Regions from separate parts of the Homo sapiens genome. Here region 2 is linked to region 1. The links are chromatin loops, found by intact Hi-C in ENCODE. Cell type or tissue: ascending aorta. All regions are shown on one strand. Links, peaks and the distances in the headings refer to the core of each region. The heading gives the core; the rest is flanking DNA.

The links. Peaks named below come from ENCODE experiments on the same cell type or tissue, not always from the same donor. Only the 100,000 strongest peaks of a DNase experiment are listed, where the experiment ranks them.
Region 2: it touches region 1 in a loop (3-fold over the local background); 6 of 110 quality-filtered maps call a loop at or near these places.

What each region holds. Positions count from the first base shown.
Region 1 is chr12:47,750,796-47,755,174 of GRCh38, reverse strand. It overlaps RAPGEF3 (Rap guanine nucleotide exchange factor 3), which reads left to right. Exons shown (of 28, transcript NM_001098531.4): 3 at 3,206-3,259; 4 at 3,346-3,452; 5 at 3,655-3,776; 6 at 3,959-4,127. It also overlaps a transcript of SLC48A1 not described here. Among named protein-coding and RNA genes, the nearest start is that of RAPGEF3, 5.9 kb to the left of the region's middle. RefSeq lists enhancers at 1,395-1,689, 2,174-2,715. In ascending aorta, for the core only: a CTCF peak has its summit at 2,035; DNase peaks (open chromatin) are centred at 1,624 and 2,366; H3K4me3 peaks cover 1,626 bases; H3K27ac peaks cover 3,444 bases.
Region 2 is chr12:47,810,452-47,814,830 of GRCh38, reverse strand. The region is part of intron 1 of HDAC7 (histone deacetylase 7); the gene reads left to right. Among named protein-coding and RNA genes, the nearest start is that of HDAC7, 7.3 kb to the left of the region's middle. RefSeq lists enhancers at 900-979, 990-1,039 and a silencer at 1,620-1,809. In ascending aorta, for the core only: no CTCF peak of the experiment used is centred there; DNase peaks (open chromatin) are centred at 1,780, 2,590 and 2,870; H3K4me3 peaks cover 3,712 bases; H3K27ac peaks cover 4,000 bases.

The sequences.
Region 1 (4,379 bases), core at 212-4,211:
GCAATCTGGCTGCAGAGTCCAAGCTCATAACCACATAACCACCATGCTGCACTTCTCTCTTGCTACGAACAGTAACACTGACACCTTAAGGCATCATCCCGGCCCCATGCACCCTTCCCCTGTCCCACCACAAGCAGCCCTAGCTTGACACCTTAGCTATGGCCCAAGGGAACTGGTCTGACAGGTCCCCAGGCTGTCTGGCTCTGTGCCTGTCTCTCCAGCCCAGCTCTGACATTCAGTGACAGGGAGTGAGGGTGGGGCAGGCCACAGTGCTGGTGCCAGGGGAGTTAGTGCCTCCTCTTCCGCCCTGAACCCTTTCTGTTCAGGAATGAGAGTGGGGAGTGGGTGAGGAGGACCTTCACCTTGACTCATATCAGCTGCTTCTTCCCAACTGAGAACCCTGAAACTGACATGACTAGCATTGTATTTTTTTGCACTGTGTCCTGGTAATAGGGCCCATCATGAAATAATAACATCTGATCAAGTCAACTAAACTTACTAAGTAGTTACTATGATCCAGGCACCATTCCAAGTACTTTATATTATTAACTTTTTGATCCTCATAACCCTTTGTGATAGGTACTATTCATATCATCAACCCCAGTTTACAGATGAGGAAACCGAAGCACTGCAAACTTCAGTAATCAGCACGAGCTCACACAACCAGATGGTAACGCAAAAGCTAGGATTTGAACCCAAGCATCTGGCTGCAGAGCCTACACACTTGACCACTGCCCTTGAATAGCAGCCCTCTCTCCGCCCCATCCTAGAAGGTTGGCAGGCACACAAACATCCTGGGGGCACAGAGAGGGTAGAATAACAAACCTGTCTATCTTTGTCTAACCCAGTGGTTTCCAAACTTACTTGCCCACAGAACTTGCCTGAAGGCAGAATACCTCTACTGTCTGTGCCTATAGCACAAAGCTGAGGAAACATGGGAATAGGCATAATGGAAGACGGTAGGGCATAATGCTAAGAGCATGGCCTTTGGAATCAGACATAGGTATGAATCCTGGTGCCCTTATTGACCAACAGTTAGGGCAGGTTATAGAACCTTGGAGCTTTCTTTTCTCTAGCTGTGAAATAGGAAACAAATACCTACCTCTGGGGTCAGCACCAGTAGCAGAGTTATTCAGTAGAATCTTACCTTTCTAAATAGTTGTGTGATCTCTCTGGGCTTTTGCTTTCCTTGTCAAAATGAGAGGGATTCCTTAAAGTCCCTTCCTCAGTGCTCATGGACTAGGGCCATTCTCTGACCTGCATCCTCATCCCCTGGGGGAGGACAGGAAATGACCAACCTGGCCACGTGACCCAGCACCACCCCTCCTAATGTGCCCTCTCCCAAGTCAGAATAATACCAGGAAGGGGGCTGGTGCTGGAGCCTGGGTTGTGGGCTCCAATGGGAGTTGGGGCAGGGACTGGGGCCACCTGGGCATTTTGATATGAACAACAAGTCATTAGCACTCAGGCACTGTTTGTTCCGACACAGGGGGCTGGCTGGGTAGCATTCCTGCCCTTCCTCCCTTCCCTGGCTCCTCCTCCTTCTCATTTCCTGTCGTTAAGTCTCCAGGGCTCTGTGTCTGGCACTGGGCTGGGCCCCATGACCCGGGCAGGGATACCCTTGGGACACCTAGTGACTTCCGCCCAGCCCTGGGCCAGGCGCCTGCACATGCCAGACCTCAGGCCTCTGCTTGGGCACGCAGTGCCAAGATGCCTGTGCCCAGGGCCCTGCCAGCACCAGGACTGGTTGTACTGCAACTCCCCAGCAGGTCCTTTTCAGGGACCTGAAGCCAGATGGGAAGCTAGGAGAGAGGTGGCTGGTGAGGGGAGAGGAAAGGGGCAGGTGGGGTGGGTGTAGGGAGACTGAGAATGGGAGCACTTCTGGGTGGGAACTTGAACTTCTCCACAGCTGTCTGGCTGTCCGAAGTATGCGCAACTGAGTTACACAAGGTACCTCACCTCCAGGCTTTTATTTCCTTGTAAGTGACAGAGGACAGACAATGCCTGCTCTGCCTATTTCACATCTGATCCTATTTTACATGAGATCCAATGAAATCAAGGGGGCGATTGTGCTTTGTAAACTGTAAAGTGCTTTGTAAACTGTAAAGTGAGCCCTTTGAGAGGGCTCGTAGATGGTAGAGCATCCTGTCCAGAGATGTCCACAAACCCCAGATTCTCAGGTGGTAGGAAGAGAAGGGTCGTGAGGGGCTTTCATGGCCATTATTCCAGGGCGTACAGGCCCGGGAGTTCCAAATGGCTTGTTACCAAGGGCAGGGAATCCTTACTAAGCAGTGTTTCCATGATAAAGTGCGTCTTCCTGAGCCAGTCCTGTGTGCCACCAAGGACTTATTCACTCTCGCAGGGCACAGGCTAGCAACATCTCAGAGAAGAAAGACGCTTTCCAGCAAGCAGCCCCACCCTAATGCCTCACAGATGAGTACTAGCTAACATGTGCATACAACTATATGCCAGGCAATGCTTTAAACATTCGATGTGTAGCAACTCATTTAATTCTCCCAAAACCTCATGAGTCGGTATTATTAGTGCTTTGTAGATTTTACAGTTCAGGAGACTCAGGTAGGGAGGGAGAGGTTAAATCATTTGTTTCAGGTCACATCTGCCATCAGTGGGGAAGCAGAGATTTTAATCCAGGAGCCTGGCTCCAGGGTTTGTGTTTTGACAACCAGGCTGATCCGAGGCCCAGAGATGGCAAGACACCTGCTCATGGGCCTGTGGAAGGACACAGAACCTGGCTGGGGATCAGGTCTGTGACCCCAGCCCAGGAGCGGATGTTCCCAGGCCTCCTGAGCTGCTCACATCCTGGCTCCCATCTCCCAGGTCTTCTTATCTCATGTCCTCATGCTCCTTCCAGCTCCCTCACTTCTTTCCCCCAACAGGGGCAGTTCACCTGGGGGCATGGGCACACCTGGGCCCTGAGTAAGCAGAATGGGTGTCTTAGGGCTCTCAACTGTAGGGAGGCAGTCCTTGAGTTGGGTTTGGTGATCAGGATGGCAGGGTGGGAAGAGGCGATGCCCGGGGCACAGGGTGCTGAGTGAATATTTGTTTATTTGCTGAAGGAGTGGCCACATGGATGCATTTGGGGTTGGGGCCTAGGCAAGAGTGGGAGTGATGGGGGAGGGGAGGTATCCAAGAGCTGGGCTTGAAGACCTCACACTGATGTGCACGCTTTCCCTGCTGCCCCCAGACACCACTCACCAACAGCGAGGAGTCCCTGGATTTCAGCGAGAGCCTGGAGCAGGTAGAAGCCTGGGCAGGGTGGAGCTGGGACAGGCAGCACCATGAGGGGTTCAGAGCCTGAACTGCTGTGCCCTTCCTCCCTCTAAGGCCTCCACAGAGCGGGTGCTCAGGGCTGGGAGGCAGCTGCATCGGCATCTGCTGGCCACCTGCCCAAACCTCATCCGAGACCGGAAGTACCACCTTAGGCTCTATCGGTGAGTGGAGGCCCTGCTGCCTCCTTGCCCAGCCTCACTGCTTTCTCTCCGTTCCACTTTATGTCAGGCACCTGGGCCTCACCCTGCTTCTAGCACAGGGACGAACCAGGCTTGGGCCTCAGAGGGTGCCTTTCTAATGCATAGTTCCTCCCTCTCCCTGCCACCCTCCTTCCACTGGCCTGTCCCCTTCTACCTTCCATAGGCAGTGCTGCTCTGGCCGGGAGCTGGTGGATGGGATCTTGGCCCTGGGACTTGGGGTCCATTCCCGGAGCCAAGTTGTGGGAATCTGCCAGGTGCTGCTGGATGAAGGTGCCCTCTGCCATGGTGAGCCCGAGCCCAGGGTGGGGTGCCCCGGGCTGGGCTGGGCAGTGAGGGGGACAGGACAGGGCAGTCCTGGGAAGCAGGCACTACTTGGGGAGTGCTGAGGGGTGGCATCGCAGTGGGGTTTCATACCCACATAGCCTCAATTTCCTCTCCTCCCCCACGCCTGGGCCTCTGCCCCCCAGTGAAACACGACTGGGCCTTCCAGGACCGAGATGCCCAATTCTACCGGTTCCCCGGGCCCGAGCCCGAGCCCGTGAGAACTCATGAGATGGAGGAGGAGTTGGCCGAAGCTGTGGCCCTGCTCTCCCAGCGGGGGCCTGACGCCCTGCTCACTGTGGCACTTCGAAAGCCGTGAGTCAGAATCCCTGCACCCCGTGACCCCAGGCCTCACACAGCACTCAGATTTCACGGTTTCTCAGATTGATCTCTGGGGGCATCCCTTACCTGTTGTGGAGGGAAGGGAACCTGGCTGGCCCAGAAGCCCCTGGCGCTGACTGCCACGGACTCACTGTGTGACCTGGATCCCTCCACACTCCCAAACCCCCCCAAGTCAGTTTCTTCCTCTGTAGATGAGGATGTTGGACCAGGGGGATCTCTGAGGAC
Region 2 (4,379 bases), core at 158-4,157, 60 kb before region 1:
AGAAGGTGACATTGATGCCGTCTCCCACCTCCCCAGGTTGGAAGTGAGCCATCAGAGCCTCTGGAGCCGTGCTTGTGAACTCCCTGGATGCAGGTGGAGGCCCTGGGCTGACCAATGGCTAAGGGTTGGAGCTGAATTGCCAGCCTCTCACTTGGCATGGAAGATGGCAGTCTCCTCCCCTTAAGCAGCCCCAAAGGTTGGCAGAGGGGAGAGCAGAAGGGGGAGCTGCACAAGGCCAAGATCAAAGCCACTCCCTTGCTTGGGGAGCACCCTTTTTCTTCCATGGGGCTGAGTCCAGGGCCCTGTGGCCATACTGAATGTTGAGAAGGAGGCAGCATCTCCCCAGGAGCTCTCCTGTTTCACCTTCCTCCCACCTCCTTCCCTTCTCCGCCATCTCCCCAGTTGGGGAACTACTGTGCCAAGTCCCTTCCCTCTGGTCTAGCCTGCTGCCTCTGTGGCCACTTTACTTTACTTGGCTCAGGAATCACCAAAGAGAGGGGGTCAAGGCCTAGAGGGGACCTGGGCCCTGGAAGAGAGGACAGAACCAGAAAGGAAGGCTGGGGTTGGGACCAGAGAGGACAGGGCTCAAGGGAGGATGGAGGCTGGGACAGGAGAGGCACACGGGAAAAACCTGAGCCCAGATGGCCCTTTGGCTGGGCTCTCCAGAGTCTCTCCTGGGCCCTTGGAATCTGCTGCCCAAACTGGGGGAGACTCTGAGACCAGAGGGCCAGATGGGGCTGATTCAAGACACGGGCTCTACATCAGCTGGGAGGAAATGCCCCTGTCTGGTCCACCTGCAGCTCTACGCTTCACCCCTCTCAGGAGGTTAACTTTCACATCAGCAACTTGGGTGTCAGGTTCCGGCTCTAGGCCAGCAGGCCTCAGCCCCTCTCACCTCCAACCTCTTCTCCCAGGAAGGTTTTTCTGGGGACCCAGAGCTTCAGGCTGCAGGAAGGTGTTGCCTGGCCCTTGCCTTAGATTATTGAGTGTCAAAGGAGCCCTGACTCCAGGTCCGCTTTTCCCCCTGCACACTGCCAAGGCTGCCTTCCACCCTGGGCCTCTCTGGAGGCTGCTCAGTGCTCTTCCCGACTCCCAGGCCTTCCCGCCCAAGCTCCACAGCCCCCACAGCAGGATGGGGAGGGGACTTCTCCTCGTCAGGAAGGCCCTGGGCTAAGCTCACCATCCCCACCCTGTCTCCGCACCACTTCCTTTTTCCTCCATCTTGCCTGCAGGGATTGTAAACCCTGGTGGTCAGAAGCTTTGGGCCTATAGGGTCAGCCTCTCACCCTGGGGATCCGTAGGGGAACTCCAATCCCCTTCAGTTCAGCTTCCTCCCTGCAGGACCCATTCCAAGGAGCCTAGCTCTGGCTCCTGAGGTGACCCCAGCCCAGAAGTCCCATTCCCCTCTACCCCAACCCCCAGAATGGCAGGAGGAGCAGGGCAGTCTGGGAGTGACAGGTTCGGAAAGAGTCTGGGGTGGGGGAATTCGGCGATTGGGCTGTAACCGTCTTGTTTTGCTTGCCCCACAAACCTGCACGTCCGGGACGTCCGCTGCGCCCTCCCAGGCGCGTTCAGGTTATAGAACTGCTCTCAGAATGACAGGCTGGTGGCACCCGGCTGGGGCGGGGGGTGGGGAGGTGAAGGGGGGAGCCCCAGGCAAGGGGGAGCTGGAGGGTTAAAAATAGCAGCAGCCTTGTTTCGGTTAGCAAATGTGGAGGCGGGGAGCTGGAGGCGGGGCGGGCGGCGGACGATGTTTGCCCGCAGCGCAGGGCTGTGCTTCCCCTGGGTCCCGGGAGTGAGTCACGGCGGAGACGCTGAGGAGGTGCTGGCGCAGCACCCCACCCCCACCGGGCGAGGGGCTGAGCGCAGGCCTCGCCCCCCAGATTCCAGCGCTGAAGGAGGTGTGACTCTCCCTTCCAGGCAGCCGGGGCCGCCTTGAGAGTGAGCCAGGGGCATCGTGTGATAATAGGGAAGAAATGTGCCATTCTGACGCCAGAGATCTGGGTTTGAATCTTAGTCGAAAGGTGTGGGATCTTGAGTAAGGATGCTGATGGCTCTGAGACTCGATTTCCTAGTTTCAAGTGGGGCTTTTCTCTGTGCCCCACTTAGTGCTTAAAGCACTCTACAGATGTTAATTATCGCCTTAGACCCTACTGTATATATGGCAAAGCCTGGCAGGAGAGCTTCCTGTAAGGACGCAGAGGGAGGAATGGGATGGCCTTGGCTGAGTCTCGGTTTCTCCTGCAAGTGTGATTATGGGCACATTTTGCTCTGTGCCTCCACTTCTTCATCTGTAATGTGAAAATAATTACAGTTTCAACTTTATGGAGTTGCTATGAAGATTAAAGGAGATAATGTAAATAAAGTTAGCTCTGTGCCTGGTATGAAGTCAGGGCTCACTGAATATTCATCATCATTATTAATGTTATTGTTCATATTTTTTGAAGGTCAGGGATAGGGAATGTTGCAGACACGAAGAACAGAAACTGGGCCTAGCCCCAGTTCACAGAAAAAACCAGGCCAAATCCCTGTTCCAGATTCCTCCACCCATCGCGGCCTGGAACAGCCAGAGAGCTGTAGCCAGAAGTCATAGGGTGGACCCCTGCTTCTCTTGTTCACTCCCTCTCCCAGCCTCTCCCAGTGAGGCAGGGCGAGGAGGGACCCCAGGGCCTTGAAGCCAGCTGGCCCTGGAGAGGGGCTGCTGTGCCAGCTTGGGGAGGGTCTGGGATGGGGCTGCCCCTGATGGCCCTGATGTGGAGTACCTTGCCAGCATCTGCTGGGGTGAACTTTATTTTAGCCCTTCCCTTGTTGCTCTTATGAAGAACAGAGGAGGGGTGGGCAGGTCAGTGATGTCAGCAGTGAGTATTCCCAGCACAGCGGCTCTGGAAGAGGCATGAGGCATTTCTTTCAGGAAATGATCATTATTCAGCCAGAAGGCATTCATTAAGTAAGTCCTGACTTTGTGCCCAGCTCTGTGTTATAGGCCCTTGGCGAGACTCAGGAGGGGCAGAGGACGCTAGGTTGTAGATAACACGGAACCTCAGAGGATATATGGTCCAAGAAGACCCGGGGGCGGTGAAAACCCTGTGGACTAATGCTCACGGGAGCCCGAGGTCACACTTTGACTTTGCTACCATGGGCTGTGTCTATGTACGTATATATGCTGCGTAATTATTACAGAGGCAGTCCATGTGCATTGTGGATACTCAGACAGGACAGACCAGCAAAAACTAAAAAATAAAAAACATCACAGACGCATCAGTCAGAGATCACTGCACATCTTTCCATTTCCGTATGTGTCTTTATGTGTTGTAATTTTTATGAAAATGAGATTACTCTGCATATACTGTTTTTTCAGTCAGTGATTTCCACCTTCCATTACAGTAAATTTTCATCTTAACGGAATTCCCAGTTGGCCAGAAATTGTCCTTACAGCTGGTTTGTCCAAATCAGTACCCAGGACCATGCCATCTGTCTGTTGAGTGACCTGAAGGCAGTGTAAGCACCCTAGCTGGATTTGTGATCTGGAAAAACCCCTTCAACCAAGTCTCAAGGGCAGCCTGGCTGCAAAAGGGAATCAGGTCACGTGGAGAATCTGCCCACTAGACTTCTGCTGTCTTCCAAAGTAATAGGCAAAAGGAGGGGGATTCTAGGGCACCACTGGGATGGGACCTCTAGGGTATTTACTGTCATTAATGTTAATGTGGCATCCCTGTGAGTGTCAGGATTCACAGCTTGTGGCTATTCACATCCGAGATGCCTCAGTTCGGTTTGCCTGGTTCTTACTGAGTGCAGACCAGGGTCTCCATTGTGGCTTCTGCCTTCCTCTGCCCCAGATCCAGGGATGCTGATAGCCGTGCGGCTGTGTTCCTAGTCCCCAGAAAGTGGCCCTGAAGGTAGGTGCTCCCTTTTGCACTTGTGGGTGCTTCCAGCGCTTCCACCTGCCCAAGGCCTGCCCGTGAGTGAGAGACAGAGATAGAGATAGAGAGAGAGAGAGAGAGAGAGAGAGAGAGAGAGAGAGAGAGACCTTTTCCTCCCAAGAGAATTTACCCCCGAGTACCCACTCTGAGGGTGACTTGCTCTGGTTATGCAACCCGCATTTTGTAGAGGGCTTGACAGTTTCCAGAGAGCTCACGCAGCGTTTGATCCTCTGTGGCAGCCCTGGGAGGTTTGCTTGTTTAGTTATACCCTGCTGGAGGCAGCTAACAGGAAACACTGTAAAGTGTTTAAATGGTACACTTTAAAATGGTAAAATGTACATTTAAAAAGGAAGGGAAATAGAAGATGAAAAAGGAATTGAGGATGGCAGGGGTGGAACACAGCACACTTTGTGGGAACAGGCTGGCATTGGGAGCATACCCTAGGGCCTCACTGTGTCT